Regions from separate parts of the Homo sapiens genome. Here regions 1 and 2 are each linked to region 3. Evidence: chromatin loops called from intact Hi-C (ENCODE). Cell type or tissue: HCT116. All regions are shown on one strand.

What was found. Hi-C counts contacts between places; a loop is a spot of excess contacts. Peaks named below come from ENCODE experiments on the same cell type or tissue, not always from the same donor. Only the 100,000 strongest peaks of a DNase experiment are listed, where the experiment ranks them.
Region 1: it touches region 3 in a loop (5-fold over the local background); 17 of 110 quality-filtered maps call a loop at or near these places.
Region 2: a loop joins it to region 3, with 5 times the contacts of the local background. A loop is called at or near these places in 4 of 110 quality-filtered maps.

What each region holds. Positions count from the first base shown.
Region 1 is chr19:17,436,540-17,444,539 of GRCh38, forward strand. TMEM221 (transmembrane protein 221) reads right to left here. Exons shown (of 3, transcript NM_001190844.2): 3 at 1-388. Among named protein-coding and RNA genes, the nearest start is that of TMEM221, 8.1 kb to the right of the region's middle. RefSeq lists a silencer at 4,781-4,830. In HCT116, a CTCF peak has its summit at 4,812 (motif pointing right); no DNase peak of the experiment used is centred here.
Region 2 is chr19:17,493,136-17,501,135 of GRCh38, forward strand. It overlaps SLC27A1 (solute carrier family 27 member 1), which reads left to right. Exons shown (of 12, transcript NM_198580.3): 7 at 4,120-4,329; 8 at 7,143-7,269; 9 at 7,360-7,497; 10 at 7,577-7,741. The region is part of intron 1 of PGLS-DT (PGLS divergent transcript); the gene reads right to left. Among named protein-coding and RNA genes, the nearest start is that of PGLS, 15 kb to the right of the region's middle. RefSeq lists enhancers at 5,459-6,003, 6,356-7,224, 7,225-8,000. In HCT116, CTCF peaks have their summits at 3,291 (motif pointing right) and 3,503; a DNase peak (open chromatin) is centred at 3,306; H3K27ac peaks cover 875 bases.
Region 3 is chr19:17,762,353-17,770,352 of GRCh38, forward strand. FCHO1 (FCH and mu domain containing endocytic adaptor 1) reads left to right here. Exons shown (of 29, transcript NM_015122.3): 5 at 410-501; 6 at 2,023-2,097; 7 at 4,317-4,458. Among named protein-coding and RNA genes, the nearest start is that of FCHO1, 15 kb to the left of the region's middle. RefSeq lists an enhancer at 3,866-4,403. In HCT116, a CTCF peak has its summit at 4,480; DNase peaks (open chromatin) are centred at 271 and 4,449; H3K4me3 peaks cover 610 bases; H3K27ac peaks cover 1,135 bases.

The DNA.
Region 1 (8,000 bases), 330 kb before region 3:
TGCCCCAGGCCAGCCGACAGTGTCCGGTGCATTCTGGATGCAGGCAGGCTGCTCTCCCAGCCTCCCTCCAGGGCTGCAGGTGCTGTGGCAGTGGCCATGGACCCAAAGGGGTCCCCAGGCTCTGGACAGGTTGAATAGGGGGTCCGACGATGGATACCCTGCTGAGGCTGAGCTCTGGGGCTGGCCTTGGAGACTTCGGCAGGGCGGGCGAGGTCGTCTTCAAAGGATGGCGGGGACAACTCATGGAGCCCACGGCGGGCAGCCCGGGCAGCCCGGAGGAGAGTGTGGGTCAGCACAGCCACCAGAACCAGGGTGCCCGAGCCGAGGATGGAAGCAGCTGCTGCGCCTGTCTCGATCTCGAAAAGTAGCAAGGCATAGATGGACAGTGCTAGGGAAGGAAACGACTCTCATTTATTCAGTCAACAAACATTTGCCCTCCAAGCCCTCAGGGAGTTCTTGCACACAGGGAGAAATTACGAAAAGCCCTGCCACATGACAGGCACATAGAATAGGCATTTAATCCTCCCACATCCCACTCGTGCATCATCATCACATCCATTTTACAGAGAAGAAAGCTGGGGCCCAGAGAGGTTAGGGGACTCCTCAAAGCCACACAGCCAGGAAGTGACAGAGGTGGGATTTTAACCCAGGCTGGTGGGCTCCAGAGTCTGTGCTCTGAAGCACAGTGCTGCCTCCGAAGGAGACAACAGAAAGAGACTAATTTCAGCAGCTGTGGGCCAGGGCTTCCCTGAGGAGGAGCTATTTGAGCTGAGACCCTGGGGAAGAAGCAGCAGTTTTTGGGAGAGCTGAGGAGGATGACAGCTGCAGGGACATGGCAAGTGCAGAGGTCCTGAGGTGGAAACACCCAAGAGTGTCCGAGGCTCAGAAAAAAGCAAAACGGGTTCTGGCCGGGCTCAGTGGCTCACGCCTATAATCCTAACACTTTGGGAGGCTGAGGCAGGTGGATCACTTGAGGTCAGGAGTTTGAAACCAGCCTGTGCAACATGGTAAAACCCTGTCTCTACAAAAAATACAAAAATTAGCTGGGCATCGTGGCGGGCGCCTGTAATCCCAGCTCCTCAGGAGGCTGAAGCAGGAGAATTGCTTGAGCCTGGGAGATGGAGGCTGCAGTGAGCCGAGATCGCACCACTGCACTCCAGCCTGGGTGACAGAGTGAGACTCAGTCTGAACAAAAAGAAAAGAAAAAAGAAAAATGGGTTGTGTAGCTGGAGCAGAAAGGTGGAGAGGTGGGGGAGAGATGGAGGAGTTAAGGAAGGAGTGGATGTTGGGGACCAGATGAGGGTGGGGGCCACAGAAAGGGGTGTGGGTCTTCTCCTTCTTCTCCTTCTTCTTCTTTTTCTTCTTGTTCTTGTTCTTGTTCTTCTTTTTTTTTTTTTGAGACAGGGTCTTGCTCTGTCACCCAGGTTGGAAGGCAGTGGCTCGGCTACAGCTCACTGCTGCCTCAACCTCCCCAGGCTCAGGTGATTCTCCCACCTCAGCCTCCTGAGTAGGTGGGACTACAGGTGCATGCCACCATGCCTGGCTAATTTTTTTTTTTTTTTTTTTTGAGACAGAATCTTGCTCTGTCACCCAGGCTGGAGCACAGTGGTGTGACCTCTGTTCACTGCAACCTCTGCTTCCCGGGTTCAAGCGATTCTCATGCCTCAGCCTCCCAAGTAGCTGGGATTATAGGCACCCACCACCACGCCAGCTAATTTTTGTATTTTTAGTAGAGACAGGGTTTCACTATGTTGGCCAGGCTGGTCTTGAACTCCTGACCTCAGGTGATCCGCCCACCTTGGCCTTCCAAACTGCTGGGATTACAGGCATGAGCCACTGGGCCCAGCCTGATTTTTGTATTTTTAGTAGAAACGGGGTTTCGCCTTGTTGCCCAGGCTGGTCTCCAATTCCTGAGCGCAAGTGGTCCTCTAGCCTTGGCCTGCCAAGAGGGCTGGGATTACAGGCGTGAGCCACTGTGTCCTACCGGGTTTTCTTCTAAGAGCAATGAGTAGGGGGATTTTGGAGCTGGGGAGGAACAGGACCTACCTGCTCTATCTTTTTTTTTTTTTTTTTTTGAGACTGAGTTTTGCTCTTGTTGCCGAGGCTGGAGTGCAGTGGCACAATCTCAGCTCACTGCAACCTCTGCCTCTCGGGTTCAAGCAATTCTCCTGCCTCAGCCTCTTGAGTAGCTGGGATTATAGGCATGCACCACCATGCCTGGCTAATTTTGTATTTTTAGTAGAGACAGGGGTTTCACCATGTTGGTCAGGCTGGTCTCGAACTCCTGACCTCAGGTGATCCACCTGCCTCGGCCTCCCAAAGTGCTGGGATTACAGGCATTAGCCACTGCGCCCGACACCTGCTCTATCTCTTAAGAAGCCTCCCTTGCCGGGCACGGTGGCTCACACCTGTAATCCCAGCACTTTGGGAGGCCGACGTGGGCGGATCACAAGGTCAGGAGATCGAGACCATCCTGGCTAACACGGTGAAACCTCATCTCTGCTAAAAATACAAAAAATTAGCCGATCGTGGTGGCGGGCGCCTGCAGTCCCAGCTATTCAGGAGGCTGAGGCAGGAGAATGGCGTGAACCTGGGAGGCGGAGCTTGCAGCGAGCCGAGATCACGCCACTGCACTCCAGCCTGGGTGACAGAGCGAGACTCCATCTCAAAAAAAAAAAAAAAGCCTCCCTGTTGGTGGAATACCCATATGAGGGAATATGATGCAGCATGTAAGGAATGAGGCACCGCTCCATTCTACAATGTGGATGAACCAGGAAAACATCGTTCTGAGTGAGAGAAGCCAGATGCAAATAGCCACAGAGTGTGAGGTGTCATTGATCTGAAATGTCCAGAACAGGCAAATCCTGGCCGGGCGCAGTGGCTCATGCTTGTAATCCCAGCACTTTGGGAGGCCGAGGTGGGTGGATCACCTGAAGTCAGGTGTTGGAGACCAGCCTGGCCAACATGGTGAAACCCTGTCTCTACCAAAAATATAAAAAGTAGCCAGGTGTGGTGGCACGTGCCTGTAATCCCAGCTACTTGGGAGGCTGAGGCAGGAGAATCGCTTGAATCTGGGAGGTGGAGATTGCAGTGAGCCGAGATCGCGCCGCTACCCTCTACCCTGGGCAACAGAGCAAGACGCTGTCTCGAGAAAAAAGAAAAAAAAAAAAATACAAGCAAATCCATAGAGACAGACAGTAGATTAGTGGCTTCCAGGGATGAGGAAGGGGCAATGGGGAGTGATTGCTAATGGAGACAGGGTTTCCTGTTGGGTGATGAAAATATTCTGGAACCAGATAGTAGCGATCGTTGCCTAAGACCGTGAATGTGCTCAATCCCACTGAACTGTTCACTTTAAAGTGGGTAACGGCTGGGCGAGGTGGCTCACACCTGTAATCCCAGCACTTTTGGAAGCCGAGGTGAGAGGTTGCTTGAGGCCAGGAGTTCGACGCCAGCTCAGGTGACATAGGGAGACCAGTCCCTACAAAAAATAAGAAACTATCGAGGAATGGCAGTGCTTGCCTACGGTCCCAGCTAGCTGCGGGGCTGAGGCAGAAGAATTGCTTGAGCCTAGGACATGGAGGCTGCAGTGAGCTATGATCACACCACTGCACTCCAGCCTGGGTGACACAGCGAGACCCTGTCTCAAAAAATGGAAATAAAATACACTGGTTAAAATGGTATTTTTTTTTTTTTTTTTTTTTTGAGATGGAATCTCGCTCTGTCACCCAGGCTGGAGTGCAGTGGCGCAATCTCGGCTCACTGCAAGCTCTGCCTCCCGGGTTCACGCCATTCTCCTGCCTCAGCCTCCCGAGTAGCTGGGACTACAGCCGCCCGCCACCACACCCGGCTAATTTTTGTATTTTTAGTAGAGATGGGGTTTCACCTTGTTAGCCAGGATGGTCTCGATCTCCTGACCTCGTGATCTGCCCGCCTCGGTCTCCCAAAGTGCTGGGATTACAGGCGTGAGCCACCGCGTCCGGCCTAAAATGGTAATGTTTTTGTTATGTGTACTTTGCCACAGTGAAACTGCAACTTAACTGGGTATGGTGGTGTACACCTGTAGTCCCAGCTACATGGATTGGGAGACTGAGGCAGGAGGATTGCTTGAGCCAGGAGTTCAAGTCCAGCCTGGGCTACATAGCAAGACCCTGTCTCTAAACAAACAAAACCAGAAACACCCCCAGCAACTCAGCTCTCAGGGTCCTGCATCTCTGTCTGTCTCTGCCTGGGGTGGGGGTGAGGGTCAAGGTGGAGGAGCCAGCCTCTGCTCTCTACTCTCTGGTGCCCACAGGTTTGCCACGCCCCAGGCTTGGGGGGCATTGAGAGATTCACAACCCCTCTCTGGCCTCAGTTAGCCAATGTGAATAAGAAGGGACCTTGAGGGACCGGGCGTGGTGGCTCACGCCAGTAACCCCAGCACTTTGGGAGGCCGAAGTGGGCGGATCACTTGAGGCCAGGAGTTTGAGACCAGCCTGGCCAACATGATGAAACCCCGTCTCTGCTAAAAATACAAAAATTAGCTGGGCGTGCTGGTGGGCTCCTGTAATCCCAGGTACTTGGGAGGCTGAGGGAGGAGAATCGCTTGAATCTGGGAGGTGGTGGTTGCAGTGAGCTGGGATCACTCTACTGCACTTCAGCCTGGGCAACAGAGCAAGACTCCATCTCAGAGAAAAAAAAAAAAAAAAAAGAAGGGACTTTGAGGACCTGAGCTAGCTAGCCCTCCATCAGCCTCTCCAGCATACAGTTGGCACCATTCTTAGTGGTGGTGCATCGTAGGACGTTTAGCAGCTTTTACCCACTAGATGTCAGTAGCATCCCACCCTCAACTCTGTGGCGACCACCAAAAATGTCTCCAGGCAGTGACAAAAGTTCCTCTGAGGCCAGAATCAGTCTCAGTGGAGAATCCCTGGTTTGGTCCCTATCTCTACACTGCAGAGTGGATTTGGGATCACTAAGCCACTTTGGCATCAATGATGTCCTCATTGGACCAAGCTCAGCCAATCAGAGCATTAATTGCTTCCCCTGATGTTAGTGATTGGTGGAGGAATATTACATGGCCCAAGCTCAGCCTATCAGAGTCAGCCCTGAGACTTTAGCCTGGGCTACTGGGACAGATAGATTTTCCTGCAGCGTCTAGGGTATTGGTAGGAGAGGGGCCCAGAACACATGGGGGACTTTTTTTTTTGGCACTTTCCAGGCTGTTTATACGCGTTCTCTGGCTCTGTACTATTGCTTTGGAAGATATCACACTGCATGATGTCCCACATGTGAAAGCAAGGCCAAGGACTTTTTTTTTTTTTTTGGCTGGAAACATTTTGAAAGGGATTTTGTAATTATTCTTTTAGTTCTAGCTAGCGATGAATGGATGATTGGTTGGATGTGCTTGGGAATTCTTGCTGAATGAGGTCACCTAGCCTCAAAAACAATCTAAATGGGAGGTGAATGAATTCTCAATTTTACGCTTAGTGAGGCTGACATAATGTTACCTTTTTTTTCCTTTTGTAATTGTTCTTGTATTTTAGAATGAGGATATCTTATTCCCTAGGTCTTTAATATTTCTGTTGGCCTGTGCAAAGACTCAAGGCTCCAGGCATCGTGTCAAAAGTGCTTACAGATAGAGGCATCTTTCTCAGAGAGAAGCCCATTCAGGGAACAGCAGATGAACAGGTGAAGTGACAAGCATTTCTGTTTCTTTTTTCTTTTATTATTATTATTATTATCAACAACATCATTTTTGAGACAGAGTCTCACTCTGTCACCCAGGCTGTGCAATGGCACAATCTCGGCTCACTGCAACCTCCGCCCCCTGGGTTCAAGCGATCCTCCTGCCTTCAGCCTCCTGAGTAGCTGGGTCTACAGGCATGAACCACCATGCCTGGCTAATTTCTTTCTTTTCTTTCTTTTTTTTTTTTTTTTAGATGGCATCTCACTCTGTCGCCCAGGCTGGAGTGCAGTGGCATGATCTTGGCTCAGTGCAACCTCTGCCTCCCAGGTTCAAACAATTCTCCTGCCTCAGCCTCTGGAGTAGCTGGGATTACAGGGGTATGCCACAATGTTTGGCTAATTTTTGTATACTTAGTAGAGATGGAGTTTCACCATGTTGCCCAGGCTGGTCTCAAACTCCACCTCAAGTGATCCACTCGCCTCGGCCTCCCAAAGTGCTGGGATTACAGGTGTGAGCAACCACACCCGGCTGAGAGGCATTTCTGATAACCTAATTTGAGTGCCTGGATCCAGCCACACCTGAAGCCAACTTCCCCTGACAATTTCAGATGCACAAGTCATCCATCCCTTCTCCTTTTTTTAAAAAAAAAACTACTTCTGGAGCATTTCATTAAGTCAAACAACAAAAGTTATGCAGTGTTCCGTGCACTTCACATATATAAATTCCCACAGTGAGCCTTAGGCTCACATCTCATTAAAAATATTTTGAGGGCCTGGCGTGGTGGCTCAGGGCCGGGCGTGGTGGCTCACGCCTGTAATCCCAGCACTTTGGGAGGCCGAGGTTGGTGGATCACCTGAGGTCAGGAGATCGTAGACCATCCTGGCTAACACGGTGAAACCCCGTCTCTACTAAAAATACAAAAAATTAGCTGGGCGTGGTGGTGGGCACCTGTAGTCCCAGCTACTCAGGAGGCTGAGGAAGAAGAGTGGCATGAACCCAGGAGGCGGAGCTTGCAGTGAGCCGAGATCACACCACTGCACTCCAGCCTGGGCGACAGAGCGAGACTCCGCATCAAAAAAAATTTTTTTAATATATCTTTTTAAACATTTATTTATTTATTTATTTATTTATTTATTGAGATGAAGTTTCAGTCTGTCACCCAGGCTGGAGTGCAGTTGCACGATCTTGGCTCTCTGAAACCTCCACCTCTCAGGTTCAAGTGATTCTCCCACCTCAGTCTCCCGAGTAGCTGGGATTACAGGCAGCTGCCACCAGGCCCAGCTAATTTTTTTGAATTTTTAATGGTGGGGTGGGGGGGCGGTTTCAGCATATTGGCCAGGCTGGTCTTGAACTCCTACCCTCAAGTGATTCACCCACTTTGGCCTCCCAAAGTGCTGGGATTATAGGCATGAGCCACCGCGCCCGGCCTAAATATCTTTTTAAATTTCTATTTTCTGTGGTGGGACTATGAAAAAAAAACAGTAATAGCAAATCCTGTTTTTCATTCAGTAGGATATTTTTTCTTCCTGTAAAACAGATTGTTTACAGGGCTGGCAGGGACTTATATATGATTCAGCATTGAGTCCGCAGCATCATCAACACATTTGTTTCAAGATTAAAACCAAATATAAGGCGTTAGGAGTCTCTTGAAAGACACTTAATGATTTCATTCCTTTACCAGCCCGGATGGATGAAAGAAAGTTGATTGAAGAAAAGTTATTACAAATCAGGAAGGAAGGACAGTGTGATGCGTTCCAGCATCTGGGGTATCCTTTTTTTTTTTTTTCTCAAGCCATTTTTGAGCTGGAGATTGATATTTGTAACCAAAACAGCTTTCACTCATTCCAACCTGTAAAATGCTATCTTTTTTTTTTTTTTTTTTTTTTTTTTTGAGACGGGGTTTTGCCCTTGTTGCCCAGGCTGGAGTGCAGTGGCACGATCTTGGCTCACTGCAACCTCTGCCCCCTGGTTCAAGTGATTCCCCTGCCTCAGCCTCCTGAGTGGCTGATATTATAGGCGCCCACCACCATGCCCGGCTAATTTTTTTGTATTTTTAGTAGAGATGGGGTTTCACCATGTTGGCCAGGCTGGTATCAAACTCCTGACCTCAGGTGATCCACCAGCCTCGGCCCCTCAAAGTGCTGGGATTACAGGCGTGAGCCACTGCGCCTGGCCAAAATGCTATCTTTAGACACCACGCAGGCCATGAAAATTTTTGTTCAAACAAATTATAAAACTGATGAATCAGAAGTGTTCTGATGACAGCTAGCATTTGTGGAGTCCCTGCTGGAGTCAGATGCCATCCACGGGCTTTTTTTTTTTTTTTTTTTTA
Region 2 (8,000 bases), 270 kb before region 3:
GAAAAATAGAGGACAGGGCCGGGCGCGGCGGCTCACGCCTGTAATCCCAGCACTTTGGGAAGTCGAGGCAGGTGGATCACCTCAGGTCAGGAGTTCAAGACCAGCCTGGCCAACATGGTGAAACCCCATCTCTACAAAAACAATTAGCCATGCATGGTGGCGGGCACCTGTAGTCCCAGCTACCCGGGAGGCTGAGGCAGGAGAATCGTTTGAACCCGGGAAGTGGAGGTTGCAGTGAGCCGAGATCGCGCCACTGCACTCCAGACTGGGTGAGAGAGCACAACTCCATCTCAAAAAAAAAAAAAAAAAAAAAACAGGACAGAATCTCTAAAGGTGATGTTTAATAAGGACACAAGGAGAAAACAAGAGCATACATTTATTTGGGTTCAGAAATTACATCTCATGAGAAACTGCTCACTGCTATTTTATCTGTAGCAGCAGTTGCAGTCTAGCCATTCTCATGGGGGCAGCAGGCTATAATCTAGAACCTTACTTTTTTTTTTTTTTGAGACACAGTCTCGCTGCATCTCCCAGGCTGGAATGGAGTAGTGTGATCTCGGCTCACTGCAACCTCCTTCTCCTGGGTTCAAGTGATTCCCCTCCCTCAGCCTCCTGAGTAGCTGGGATTACAGGGGTCTACCACCAAGCCTAGCTAATTTTTTGTATTTTTAGTAGAGACGGGGTTTCACCATGTTGGCCAGGCTGGTCTCAAACTTCTGACCTCAGGTGATCTGCCTGCCCCAGCCTCCCAAACTGCTGGGATTACAGCCATGAGCCACAGCAGCCGGCTTTTGTTGCTTATTTCTTTCTTACTGTACACGTGCTAACAAAAAAGGGATGGTGGAGCCCCCAGGGTGGACATGCCCAGCCCCAGGTAGCTGTTTCTTTTTTTTTTTTTTTTGAGACGGAGTCTCGCTCTGTCTCCCAGGCTGGAGTGCAGTGGCGCAATCTTGGCTCACTGCAAGCTCCACCTCCTGGGTTCCCACCATTCTCCTGCCTCAGCCTCCTGAGTAGCTGGGACTACAGGCGCCCGCCACCACACCTGGCTAATTTTTTTTTTGTATTTTTTAGTACAGACAGGGTTTCACGGTGTTAGCCAGGATGGTCTCGATCTCCTGACCTCATGATCTGCCCACCTCGGCCTCCCAAAGTGCTGGGATTACAGGCGTGAGCCACCGTGCCTGGCCTTTTTCTTTTTCTTTTTCTTTTTGAGACGGAGTCTCACTCTGTTGCCCAGGCCAGAGTGCAGTGGTGCGATCTCAGTTCACTGCAACCTCCACCTCCTGGGTTCAGGTGATTCTCCTGCCTCAGGCTCCTGAATAGCTGGGATTACAGGTGTGTGCCACCACGCCTGGCTAATTTTGTATTTTTAGTAGAGATGGGGTTTCACCATGTTGGCCAGGCTGGTCTCGAACTCCTGACCTCAGGTGATCCACCCACCTTGGCCTCCGAAAGTGCTGAGATTACAGGCGTGAGCTACCGTGCCCGGCCACAGGTAGCCCTTTTTATCGGTGCAGCTGCTGGCATCCCCTGCTGCAAGCTTCCAGCTTCCTTATTTGTGTTTGCAGCCCAATCTTCCAGGCTGTTCTTTGTTAGAAAATAAGTGATTTCTTGGGCTGCTTTTTGTTAGAAGGGAAGTTCTACCGAGGATTTTTTGTTTCCAAAAAAAAAAAAAATAGGCAACGTAGAGTAGCTACTCACCTGCATAATAAGAGATTGGGTTGGGGGCTGCCAGAGATTTGCGCCCTATGCGGATGGCACATCTGGTCCTCACCGGTTTTTCACGGTCTATTTAGATCAGATACAGCCTCCCTGCTAGCTTGTCTGTAAAAATCCTTGCCTTTTTTTTTTTTCTGAGGCGGAGTCTCACTCTTGTCCCCAGGCTGGAGTACAATAGAGCGATCTTGGCTTACTGCAACCTCTGCCTCTCGGGTTCAAGAGATTCTCCTGCCTCAGCCTCCCAAGTAGCTGGGATTACAGGCACATGCCACCAGGTCTGGCAAAATTTTCTTGTATTTTTGTAGAGATGAGGTATTACTACATTGGCTAGGCTGGTCTCGAACTTCTGACCTGAAGTGATCTGCCCACCTCGGCCCCCCAAAGTGCTGGGATTACAGGCATGAGCCACCGCGCCCAGCCATGTGCCCATTTTTTTTTTTTTTTTGAGATGGAGTCTCGCTCTGTCGCCCAGGCTGGAGTGCAGTGGCGCGATCTCGGCCCACTGCAAGCTCCGCCTCCCGGGTTTACGCCATTCTCCTGCCTCAGCCTCCCGAGTAGCTGGGATTACAGGAGTGTGCCACCACGCCCGGCTAATTTTTTGTATTTTTTAGTAGAGACGGGGTTTCACCATGTTAGCCAGGATGGTCTCGATCTCCTGACCTCGTGATCCACCTGCTTTGGCCTCCCAAAGTGCTGGGATTACAGGCTTGAGCCACCCCGCCTGGCCGTGCCCATTCTTAAGCCAGTCATATTGGCTGAGGAGGGGCTGGGCTGATTGGCCAGGTTCTCTCCTAGAGATGGTGTGGGCTGTACCACACCTAAGGCAGTGGCCCAAGTCTGAGAATGGAGGGAGAGGACCCTCCCCCTTAGGGACCTGCTGTTGGTCAGCAGCCAGTGATCTTGGGTGCACTGCATTTCCTCTCTGGGCCTCAGTGCCTTCATCTCCAAGCTCAGCTCAGAGCATGGCGGTGGTGTCTGCTGATCATATTGGTTTAGTCATCAGCTATTTAGTCAGTACCTTCTCAGGGGCACAGCTGGGGGCACAGGGGATGCCTCTCAGTGACGTTTGAGCTGAGACTGAAGAGTTCAGGCAAATGCATCTGGGGGAAGACTGCTTCAGGCAAAAGGCTAGCATGTGCAAAGTCCCTGAGGAGGCAGAGTGTTCAGCGGAGATGGAGGGAGAGGAGGCAGCAGGGGCGGCAGGGCCAGATCCAGTTGGCCACAGGAAGAAATGTGGGTTTCATCCTGTGTGTGAGCGGGAAGCCCCGAGCACATTTGCAGCTGTTATGATCCATCTGGTGGGTAATCCCTGGCATGCAACTGTTTTATTCCCACTCTGGGGCCGGGATGCCTGGGTTCAAATCAAATTCTGCCACTTCCCAGCTCTGTGATCTCGTTCCAGTTCCTTACCATCTGTGAGCCTCGGTTTCTCCATCTGTAAAGTGGCGGGGGGGGAGTCATTCCGAAGCCCAACTGGAGATGAGAACTCTTAAAGGCACCGTGGGGCACCTGGTGGATGACCCCAGGAAGCTCTTGCGGGGCTTGAGAATGTGTGGCAGGGAGGGAAGATGTCCTGCAGGGGGAGCCCATGAGCAGGTGGCTCCGTGGGCACCTGGGGCTCAGTCCAGACGCAGCGCAGCCTAGTGGGTGCACCTGGGAGTGGTCTGCCCAGGGGTGACGCTCCGGCCAGCCCAGGCTCAGCCAGGGGGCTCTGGGTGACAGTGTAGGCTCCAGGCTGAGGGTTGCCCTGCGGGGTGCCAGCTCTCCTGCTAGTCCTGCCCTGTGTGCCTGCTGAGGCTCAGACAGGGATGTGGTATCTCCAGGAAGCTGCTTGGCAGAATCGAGGGACCACGAAGGGGTGCGGGTAGGGGGAGGAGGAAAGACACTGCATCTGCTTGGATAGAAGTTGCATCCGGCCAGGCACAAGTGGCTCACACCTGGAATCTCACACTTTGGGAGGCTGAGGCAGGAGGATTGCTTGAGGCCAGGAGTTCAAGACCAGCCTGGGCAACAGAGCGAGATCCCCCATCTCTACAAAAAAATCTGTAGTCCCAGCTACTCGGGAGGCTAAGGCTGGAAGATCACTTGAACCCAGGAGTTAGAGGCTGCAGTGAGCTGTGATCATGCCACTGCACTCCAGCCTGGGCGGCACAGGGAGACCCCCAACCAAAAAACAACAAAAAAAGCTGCATCCTAGACCCTTTGCAAGAGACTGAACGAGTCCTAGGAGTCAATGTGGTCCCTAATGGAGTGTGGACGATTCTGCAGCCATCATCATCCTTAGGCTGTTCCGCTCATAGGATTAGCTCCCTGGGTGGGGCGGTCTCGGGGTCTCTCCTCTGATCCGGGCTCCCCACCGCCTGCCGGTCCCATCACCCACTTCCTCACCCCGTCCCCCAGGTGGTTCAGTACATCGGGGAGATCTGCCGCTACCTGCTGAAGCAGCCGGTGCGCGAGGCGGAGAGGCGACACCGCGTGCGCCTGGCGGTGGGGAACGGGCTGCGTCCTGCCATCTGGGAGGAGTTCACGGAGCGCTTCGGCGTACGCCAAATCGGGGAGTTCTACGGCGCCACCGAGTGCAACTGCAGCATTGCCAACATGGACGGCAAGGTGCACACCGGCAGGGCCCCGGGGCAGGTCTCGGAGTTCAGGGAAGACCACTGTCTCCTCTTCCTGGGGCCCCTGGGATACATAAAACAGCCTGGACTGGCGCGGAAGGCTCCGCCAAGGCGCACGCAGGGCGGGGTGTAAGGGGAGTTCCTGGGACTCCCGGTGCACCACCAGAGGGACAATCCTGCAGCCTGCACAGATAGTCATGTGACTGTGGTCCTTGGGTCAGGAGAGTTGGAGGATAGGTATGGCTGTGCGCCCTGGCAAGTGCCTCAGCCTTTCTGAGCCTCAGTTTCTGCGTGTGGAGATTAGCAAGGAGAATAGGGCTCTGTGTACCGTGCTGTTATTTTGTTGTTGTTGTTTGAGACAGAGTCTCGCTCTGTCGCCCAGGCTGGAGTGCAGCCACGTGATCATAGCTCACTGTAGCTTTCAGTTCCTGAGCTCAAGCAATCCTCCTGCCTCAGCCTCCCAAGTAGCAGCAAACAGATACCTTCATAATTAGCAACTACTTACTCTCTTAATCATCTCCATTCTCCGCTTGCATGAATCTCCCTCTCCTTTCCCAAGCCCCTCCCATCCAAGGCCAAGAACAGACCGTAATAATGATCATAAAGCAAATGTCGGCTGGGCACAGTGGCTCACACCTGTAATCCTAACACTTTGGGAGGCTGAGGCAGGAGGATCACTTGAGCCCAGGAGTTTGAGACCAGCATAGCCAATGTAGTGAGACCCCCTTTTCTACAGAAAATAAAAAATTAGCCAGGCATGGTGGCAGGTGCCTGTAGTCAATGCTACTAAGGAGGCTGAGGCGGGAGGATCACGTGAGCTCACGAGATCGAGGCTGCAGTGAGCTATGATTACACCACTGGACTCCAGCCTGGGCAACAGAGTGAGACTCTGTGTCTCTAAAAAGGAAAAAAAAAAACAGCAAGTGCCATGGGGGCTGGGTCCTTAATGCCAAGAACAATGCTCCTTCCTCAGTGTGCTTGGTGTTGGATGGCCAGCCCCCAGGGCACTTTTGCTCACTGTAGCTCAGATTCTTGCATAGGAAACACACCAGGCCAGGCACGGTGGCTCACGCCTGTAGGGTCCAGCCCCACAGGGTCGGTGGGTTTTTCTCCCTGTGTGCGGAGACGAGAGATTGTAGAAATAAAGACACAAGACAAAGAGATGAAAGAAAAGACAGCTGGGCCCGGGGGACCACTACCACCAAGAGGCGGAGACCGGTAGAGGCCCCGAATGTCTGGCTGCACTGTTATTTACTGGATACAAAGCAAAAGGGGCAGGGTAAAGAGTGTGAGTCATCTCCAATGATAGGTAAGGTCACGTGGGTCATGCGTCCACTGGACAGGGGGCCCTTCCCTGCCTGGCAGCCGAGGCAGAGGCAGAGAGAGGGAGAGAGAGAGAAAGACAGCTTATGCCATTATTTCTGCATATCAGAGACTTTTAGTACTTTCACTAATTTTGCTACTGTTATCTAGAAGGCAGAGCCAGGTGTACAGGATGGAACATGAAGGCGGACTAGGAGCATGACCACTGAAGCACAGCATCACAGGGAGACGGTTAGGCCTCCGGATAACTGTGGGCAAGCCTGACTGATGTCAGGCCCTCCACAAGAGGTGGAGGAGTAGAGTCTTCTCTAAACTCCCCGGGGGAAAGGGAGACTCCCTTTCCCGGTCCACTAAGTAGCAGGTGTTTTTCCTTGACACTAAGGCTACCGCTAGACTAGACTTCCCAGACGCTGGCGTCACCGCTAGACCAAGGAACCCTCTGGTGGCCCTGTCCGGGCATAACAGAAGGCTCGCACTCTTGTCTTCTGGTCACTACTCACTGTGTCCCCTCAGCTCCTATCTCTCTATGGCCCGGTTTTTTCTAGGTTATGATTACAGAGCGAGGATTATTATAATACTGGAATAAAGAGTAATTGCTACAAACTGATGACTAATGATATTCATATATAATCATGTCTATGATCTAGATCTAGTATAACTCTTGTTGTTTTATATATTTTATTATACTGGAATGGCTCGTGCCCTCGGTCTCTTGCCTCGGCACCTGGGTAGCTTGCCACCCACACACGCCTGTAATCCCAGCACTTTGGGAGGCTGAGGTGGGTGGATCACTTGAGGTCACGAGTTCGAGACCAGTCTGGCCAACATGGCAAAACCCCATCTCTACTAAAAATACAAAAAAAAAAAAAATTGTTTGGGCTCAGTGGCATGCGCCTGTAATCCCAGACTCAGGAGGCTGAGGCATAAGAACCACTTGAACGTGGGAGGCAGAGGTTACAGTGAGCGAAGATTGCGCCACTGCATTCCAGCCTAGGCGACAGAGTAAGACTCTATAAAAAAAGGAAGGAAGGAAGGAAGGGAGGAACGGAGGAAGGGGGAAAAGCAGAAAGAAACACACCAGACAGGGTGTAGTGGCTCAAACATGTTGGAGAAGCATTTCTGTTCATAGAACCATGCCAAGCAGGGCGGCGGGCAGCAGGTGAAGCTCTGCAGTGTCTGACGTAGCTGTAGTGTCCACACAGAGGCATCTACTTCCTGCCAGCATGGAGGGTTTTGTGGATCAGGAAGTGGGTGCCAGCCAGAGGTCTTCTCTTGACTGAATGCAGGCTGGGAAGGTGGGAGGAGGGGCCCTGAGTTGGAGGCGACGCTTACTACCCTGCTTTTGCAGATCAGCCAAGGTCACAGAGCTTAGAATGACACTGGAGGTGCTAGGTCCAAGCCCCAGGGCAAGGCAGGCAAAGTGTTACTGAGAAGGACCCCGCATATCCCCGGCTCCTTCCAACTCAGTTCACCCCATTCCAGGTCGGCTCCTGTGGTTTCAACAGCCGCATCCTGCCCCACGTGTACCCCATCCGGCTGGTGAAGGTCAATGAGGACACAATGGAGCTGCTGCGGGATGCCCAGGGCCTCTGCATCCCCTGCCAGGCCGGTGAGCAGGGCCCCCGCATGGTCCCCACCCGGAGCAGGGGTCCCCACGCCCTGCCTGCCTAGCGCAGCCTGAACATGGCCTTCTCCCTAGGGGAGCCTGGCCTCCTTGTGGGTCAGATCAACCAACAGGACCCGCTGCGCCGCTTCGATGGCTATGTCAGCGAGAGCGCCACCAGCAAGAAGATCGCCCACAGCGTCTTCAGCAAGGGCGACAGCGCCTACCTCTCAGGTGCGCAGCCTGCTAGGCCCCGGTGACTGGCTGTGCGGATGGGGATCCTCCACCCATCTGCCCCTCTCCCCTCTGCCAGGTGACGTGCTAGTGATGGATGAGCTGGGCTACATGTACTTCCGGGACCGTAGCGGGGACACCTTCCGCTGGCGAGGGGAGAACGTCTCCACCACCGAGGTGGAGGGCGTGCTGAGCCGCCTGCTGGGCCAGACAGACGTGGCCGTCTATGGGGTGGCTGTTCCAGGCAAGCTGGGGTTGCAGGGGGTGGTCCTGAGGCATGGTCCTGAGGGAGCTCAGCCAAAAGGGGCTTAGAAGTACACATGCCTTTGGGCAGTGCACAACCTGGACAACTGCTCATGGCAGCCCAGGAGGAAGCACTGGATCTGGAGCCAGTTCACCTGGGTGATGTTGAGCCTCAGTTTTGTCATCCAGAAAATGGGATCATGAAAGCCCACCTGTCTTAGGGCTTCAATGAGCCAAGCAGGAGCTCCACAAAATGTGTG
Region 3 (8,000 bases):
TTCCATTTGACTTCCAGTATCCCCTGTGGCCACATAATTCCTCATTTATGGAAAGACACAAAGAGAAAAGGGGAGGAGACTGAGACAGAAACGGCAGAGAGACTCAGAAAAACGGAGAGAAAGACAGAGACACAAAGACAGAAGGAGACAAAGACACAGAACAAATGAGATTCCTCCCCAGCAACTATAGGACAAAAAGAAAATCCCAGGCTTCTCTCTGATTGGACAAATTTAAGGTCCATAGACAATCCCTATGGCCCAGGGGAAATGCAGCAAGCTGATTCGCTCAGGCCCGAACAAGTCCCTACAGCCAAGGGGATGGACTTCTGCTCCTTGGCCACGCCCCCGTTGCTAAGCAACTATGATGTTCTCTCCATCCTTTCTCAATCTCTATTCCCATCCCCTGCAGGGCGAGAAAAATCATGGCTTTGAGGTCCTGTACCACAGCGTGAAGCAGGGGCCCATCTCCACCAAGGAGCTGGCGGACTTCATCCGGGAGAGGTGAGGTCCCCAAGCCCCATCCACCAGAGGCCACGCCCACCATCCTGTAGTCACGCCCACCTAATGGCTACGCCCTGCATGGTCAGGGGCTAGAACCCTGGGGATTCCAGGAACCAGAGGGGCTCGAAAATCCTGGAAATGACCGATTCTCAACCCGGTCAGGCCCATATCTCCTTTTAAACAACAATCACCTGATTTCGAAAGCTCCCCTCCTCAAAAGAGGATGATATAACCTACTCAAGGTTGGAATTTTTTTTTTTGGAGACAAGATCTTGCTTTGTTGCCCAGGCTAGAGTGCAGTGACCCAATCATAGCTCACTGCAGCCTCGAACTCCTGAGTTCAAGAGATCCTCCTACCTCAGCTCCCGAGTAGCTGGGACTATAGGCATGTACCACCACATCTGGCTTTTTTTTTTTTTTTTTTTTTTAAACAGAGTTTTGCTCTTGTTGCCCAGGCTAGAGTGCAATGGTGCAGTCTCGGCTCACTGTAACCTCTGCCTCCCGGGTTCCAGCAATTCTCCTGCCTCAGCCTCCCAAGTAGCTGAGACTACAGGTGCCTGCCACCACGTCTGGCTAATTTTTTTATTTTTAGTAGAGACGAGGTTTCACTATGTTGGCCAGGCGGGTCTCAAACTCCTGACCTCAGGCGATCCGCCCGCCTCAGCCTCCAAAAGTGGTGGAATTACAGATGTAAGCCACTGCACTCTGCCTTTTTTTTTTTTTTTCTTTTTGGAGACAGAGTCTCACTTTGTTGCCCAGGGTGATCTGATCATAGCTCACTGCAGCCTCGACCTACCGGGCCCAAGCGATCCTCCCACCTCAGGATCCTGAGTAGCTGGGACTACAGGCATGCACCACCACACCTATCTAAGTTAAAAAAAATTTTTTTTGTAGAGAAGGAGTCTCATTATATTGCCCAGGGTGGTCTCGAACCCCTGGGTTCCAGTGATCCTCCTGCCTCGGCCTCCCAAAGTGCTGGGATTACAGGCATGAGTCACCATGCCCAGCCTACTACTGTTGTTAATAAAATATATTACGTAAGAAAAAATCTTCTATGAATTTTCAAAACATCCCTCAGAGTGTTGTGTCATCCCCCCATTATGGAAAGCCACTGCTAAGGTGTTTGAGATGGGGAAACTGAGGCCCAGAGGAGCAGTGCCTCTCTCAAGGGTGTCTGAAAGCTTCTTCATCTTTTTTTTTTTTTGCGATGGAGTCTTGCTTTGTCACCCAAGCTGGAGTGCAGTGGCACGATCTCAGCTCACCGCAACCTCCACCTCCTAGGTTCAAGCGATTTTCATGCCTCAACTTCCCCAGTAGCTGGGAATTACAGGCATGCACCACCACACCTGGCTAATTTTTGTATTTTTAGTAGAGACAGGGTTTCACCAAGTTGGCCAGGCTGGTCTTGAACTCCTAACCTCAGGTGATCCGTCCGCCTCGGCCTCCCAGAGTGCTGGGATTACAGGCGTGAACCACTGCGCCCGGGCAGTTTCTCCATCTTTACCTCATTCTCCTCCCCAGGGCCACCATCGAGGAGACCTACTCGAAGGCGATGGCGAAACTCTCCAAGCTGGCCAGCAACGGGACCCCCATGGGGTGAGTGGGGTAGGGGTCACCAACATGGGGACATTGGGAGCCTCCTCCTTGGTGGACATCTCTTCACACTCGGTGCATGTAGAATAGAGTGTCATCCACCTCGATTATGGGGCTATTTGGATAGAGGGATGTATATCATTCATTCACACACTAGCTCATTCATTCATTCCACAAATATTTTTTGAGTGCCTTCTGTGTGCCAAGCACCAGCAGCAACCCAGACAGATAAAACCCCAGCCACCTTCATGCAATGTACATCTGGGCTGTGTGAGAAGAGAGATGTTAAATACAAACAAAAACATTTTTTTTCTGAGGTGAAAAGTGCTGGGAAGGGGGCCAGGTGCGGTGGCTCATGCCTGTACTCCCAGCACTTTGGGAGGCTGAAGTGGGCGGATCACCGGAGGTCAGGAGTTCAAGACCAGCCTGGGCAACATGGTGAAACTCCTCTCTACTAAAAATACAAAATTAGTCGAGTGTGGTGGCGGGTGCCTGTAATCCCAGCTACTCAGGAGGCTGAGTCAGGAGAATCGCTTGAACCCAGGAGGCGGAGGTTGCAGTGAGCCGAGATTGTGCCACTGCACTCCAGCCTGGGCAATAAGAGCGAAAACTCTGTTTTGAAAAAAAAAAAAAAAAAAGTGCTGGGAAGGGAATGAGATAGGAGTGTGAGAGATCGGGCACTTTCTCTGGGGTGGGCCCGACCTCCCTGAACTGAGACCTTAATAGAAAGGGGCAGGCCATGGGGATGTCTGAGGGACAGAGACCCGGGCAAGTGGCTCAGCCAGTGCGAAGGCCCTGAGTTGACAGGCGTGGCATGTTTACGGAAGAGTGAGGAGGCTGGCCTGGCTGCAGGGCTTGGGCAACGTGGAAAGGAAGTAGGAGGGGAGATGGCAGGGTGAGGCCTCAGGGGCCTGACACACAAATGACTTTGCATGAACCTTGTGCCCGGGCGCGGTGGCTCAAGCCTTTAATCCCAGCATTTTGGGAAGCTGAGGTGGGAGGATCACTTGAGGCCAAAAGTTCGAGACCAGCCTGGGCAACATGGAGAAACCCCTGTCTCTACTAAAAATGCAAAAATTAGCCGGGCATGGTGGCATGTGCCTGCAGTCCCAGCTATTTAGGAGGCTGAGGCAGGAGGATGGCTTGAACCCAGGTGATGGAGGCTGCAGTGAGCCATGATTGTACCACTGCACTTCAGCCTGGGTGACAGAGCCAGACCATGCCTCAAAAAAAAACAAAAATAAAAACAAAACACATAATGTGGTCCCCCGATGGCATTTGCAGTTTTCTTTGTGGCTGCTATGAGGCAAAAGTTCTGTGGGGCAGGCAGAAGTGGAGGCAGCAGGAGGAGAAGGTGGAGGGAGGCTGGATGGGGCTTCTGCTGAGTGGGGCAGGCCAAATTGACTCGATTGGGGCATGTGGTGTCTTAGTCACTCTTTTTTTTTTTTTTTTTTTTTTTTGAGACAGAGTCTCACTCTGTCGCCCAGGCTGGAGTGCAGTGGCGCGATCTTGGCTCACTGCAAGCTCCGCCTCCTGGGTTCACGCCATTCTCCTGCCTCAGCCTCCCGAGTAGCTGGGACTACAGGTGCCCACCACCACGCCCGGCTAATTTTTTGTATTTTTAGTAGAGACGGGGTTTCACCATGTTAGCCAGGATGCTCTCTCAATCTCCTGACCTTGTGATCTGCCCACCTCAGCCTCCCAAAGTGCTGGGATTACAGGCGTGAACCATTTTTTTTTTTTTTTTTGAGATGGAGTCTCGCTGTGTCACCCAGGCTGGAGTGCAGTGGTGTGATCTCGGCTCGCTGCAAGCTCCACCTCCCGGGTTCAAGCGATTCTTCTGCCACACCCAGCTAATTTTTGTATTTTAAGTACAGACGGGGGTTTCACCATGTTGCTCAGGCTGGTCTGGAACTCCTGACCTCAAGTGACCTGCTCGACTCGGTCTCCCAAAGTGCTGGGATTACCAGGGCCTGCGTTTAAATTCCAGCTCTAATGTTGATTTGTTGAGGGGCCTTGGGAGGAGCTATAGAGCTCCCTATGCCTCAGTTTCCCCATCTGTCACAGGCCCGCCTCTTACAGCTGCCATGGAGATTATATGAATTAGTATTCATTCATGTTTAGCAGGGCTCAGCGTGCAGCACATACCTGAGCCAGTGCCAGCGCTGTCCCGGGGTGGGGTGAGCCTGATGAACCCTGGGTGTGACCTTGCCCGCCCCCAGGACCTTCGCCCCGCTCTGGGAGGTCTTCCGCGTCTCCTCGGACAAGCTGGCGCTGTGCCACCTGGAACTGACACGGAAGTTACAGGATCTCATCAAGGACGTTCTCCGCTACGGCGAGGAACAGCTCAAGACCCACAAGAAGGTGTGTGTCGTGGGCGCCGCCCAGCGGCTGGGTGGGTGTGGAACACCGGCAGCTCACAGGACCCCAGATCTTCTGGGGCTTTATAACCTGCGGATGTCCGCCTCCGAGAATTCCGTTAATTCCACAACGTCAAGCCCAGGGTCTTACGGACCTGAGCGTTGTTGAATTTCAAACTTGCAAAATTCCAGACCAGGAGTTAGCACACTGTGGCCCACGGGCCAAATCCCGCCCACCCCCCACCAATGTTTGTACAGCTAAGAAGGGTTTTTTTTTTTTCTGCTTGTTTGTTTTTAAGAGACAGGGTCTCACTCTGTCACCCACATGCAGTGGCGTGATCAGAGCTCCCTGCAGCCTCAAACACTTGGGCTCAAGCGAACCTCCTGCCTCAGCCCCCACAGAATAGCTGGGACTACGTTGCACGCCACCATGCCTGGCTAATTTTTAAAAAATGTTTGGGCCTGGCGTAGTGACTCATGCCTATAATCCCAGCACTTTGGGAGGCTGAGGCAGGAGGATGGCTGGAGCCCAGGATCCTACAGGAGTTTGAGACCAGCCTGGGCAACATAGGGAGACCCCATCTTTACCAAAAAAAAAAAAACACCCAAAACTACCCAGGCATGATGGCACATGCCGGTAGTCCCAGCTACTCAGGAGGCTGAGGTGGGAGGATCACTTGAGCATGGGAGGTCGAGGCTGCAGTGAGCCATGATCATGCCACTGCACTCCAGCCTAGGCAACAGAGAAAGACTGTCTAAAAAAAAAAAAAAAAAAAACAAGAGAGAGAGATGGGTTATCACTGGTTTTTACATTATTAAAGGGTTAGAAAAAAATCTAAAGAAAAATAAAATTTCACCACATGTGAAAATTGTATGACAGTCACATATCAGTGCCAGTAAATAAAGTTTTATTGGCACAGAGCCATGCCCATTGATGTGCCTGTCATCTGTGGCTGTTTGGCACTGCAGCGACAGATTCAAGTGTTTGTATCAAGCCAAACACATTTGCTATCTGTCCCTTTACAGAAAACATTTGCCAACAGCTGTTCTAAAGCATTGGAAGTTACAGATATTCATATTTACTATTTTTACACTCTTATAAACCTAGAATCAGAAGAACCATCTTAGACTCTTAGAATTCCACAATATCCAAAGCTTATAATTGTAGAATCATAGATGCATTGTCTTTACAGAGTTCCAAAATCTGCATGTTTTTATGTCTTGTTTAAAAAGGGGGTTGGTAATACTTTGTTTTTGTTTTGTTTTGTTTTGTTTTTTTGAGATGGAGACTTGCTCTGTTGCCCAGGCTGGAGTGCAGTGTGCACAATCTCAGCTCACTGCAATCTCCATCTCTTGGGTTCAAGCAATTCTCCTGCCTCAGCCTCCCAGGTAGTTGGGATTACAGGTGTGCTGGTGCACGCCTGGCTAATTTTTTGTATTTTTAGTAGAGACAGTGTTTCACCATGTTGGCCAGGCTGGTCTTGAATTCCTGACCTCAGGTGATCTGCCCGCCTCAGCCTTCCAAAGTGTTGGGATTACAGGTGTGAGCCACCGCGCCTGGCTTTGCTGATTTTTAAATTTTTTGTATAGAAGGGATCTTGCTAGCCAGGAGCGATGGCTCATGCCTGTAATCCCAGCACTTTGGGAAGTTGAGGCAGGCATATCACTTGAAGTCAGGAGTTCCAGACCAGCCTGGCCAACATGGTGAAACCCTGTCTATACTAAAAACACAAAAATTAGCCAGACGTGGTGGCACACACACCTGTAATCCCAGCTACTCAGGAGGCTGAGACAGGAGAATGACTTGAGCCTGGGAGGTGGAGGTTGCAGTCAGTTGAGATCGCGACACACCACTCCAGCCCGGGCAACAGAGTGAGACTCTGTCTCAAAAACAAAACAAGGCAAAAAAAAAAAAAAGGAGAGAGAGAAGGGGTCCTGCTGTGTTGCCCAGGCTGGTCAAACATCTAACATATCTGCCTCAGCCTTCCAAAATGTTGGCATTACAGGCATGGGTCACTGTGCCTGGCCAGGAGTGAATTTTTAAGTGGTAAAAGCAGGCCAGGCGTGGTGTGCATGCCTGTAGTCCCAGCTACTTGGGAGGCTGAGCTGAGGTGTGAGAATTGCTTGAGCCTAAGAGTTAGAGACCAGTTTGGGCAACACAGTGAGACCCCATCTCTTAAAAAAAAAAGCTGGGCACAGTGACTTATGTCTGTAATCCCAGCACTTTGGGAGGCTGAGGCGGGCAGATCACCTGAAGTCGGGAGTTCAAGACCAGCCTGGCCAAAATGGTGAAACCCTGTCTCTACTAAAAATACAAAATTAGCCGGGCATGGTGGTGCATGCTTGTAATCCCAGCTACTTGGGAGGCTGAGGCAGGAGAATCGCTTAAACCCGGGAGGCGGAGGTTGCAGGGAGCTGAGATTGTGCCACTGCACTCCAGCCTGGGTGAAAGAGCAAGACTCCGCCTCAAAAAAAAAAAAAAAAAAAAGGCCTGGCACGGTGGCTCAAGCCTGTAATCCCAGCACTTTGGGAGTCCGAGGCAGGCAGATCACGAGGTCAGGAGATCGAGACCATCCTGACTAACACGGTGAAACCCCGTCTCTACTAAAAATACAAAAGAAAAATTAGCCGGGCGTGGTGGCGGCGCCTGTAGTCTCAGCTACTCAGGAGGCTGAGGCAGGAGAATGGCGTGAACCCGGGAGGCGGAGCTTGCAGTGAGCCAAGATCGCGCCACTGCACTCCAGCCTGGGTGACACAGCGAGACTTCGTCTCAAACACACACACACACACACACACACACACACACACACACACACACACACACACAAAACGGTGAGTTAAGCAACACAGTCTGCCACTGTTTGTCATAAAACTTGGGTTAGAACAAGCATCTTTATCCATATGCGGATTATTTCTAGAGAAGTATCACAGTAATAATTGGGGACTTCTAGGCTGGAGGGCCCATATATGGGAGGCTTTTTCCTGGCTTACCTCTTACAACTTTCTGAAATATGAACCATGTGTAAATAGTACTTTTTTTTAAAGTTAAAAATGTTTTGAAATGAAAAACGTACAGGCCGGGCGTAGTGGCTCACACCTGTAATCCCAACACTTTGGGAGGCTGAGGCAGGTGGATTGCTTGAGTGTAGGAGTTTGAGACCAGCCTGGGCAACATAGCAAGACCCCATTGCTATTAAAACACACACACAGAGGCCGGGCGTGGTGGCTCACACCTGTAATGCCAGCACTTTGGGAGGCCAAGGTGGGCAGATCACCTGAGGTCAGGAGTTAGAGACCAGCCTGGCCAACATGGTGAAACCCCGTCTCCACTAAAAATACAAAAAATTATCTGGGTGTGATGGTGAGCACCTGTAATCTCAGCTACTTGGGAGGCTGAGGCAGGAGAATTGCTTGAAACCGGGAGGCAGAGATTGCAGTGAGTCGAGATCGTGCCACTGCACTCCAGCCTGGACAACAAGAGCGAAACTCTGTCTAAAAAAAACCAAACCAAAACACACACACACACATAGAAAAAGACTGTGGAGC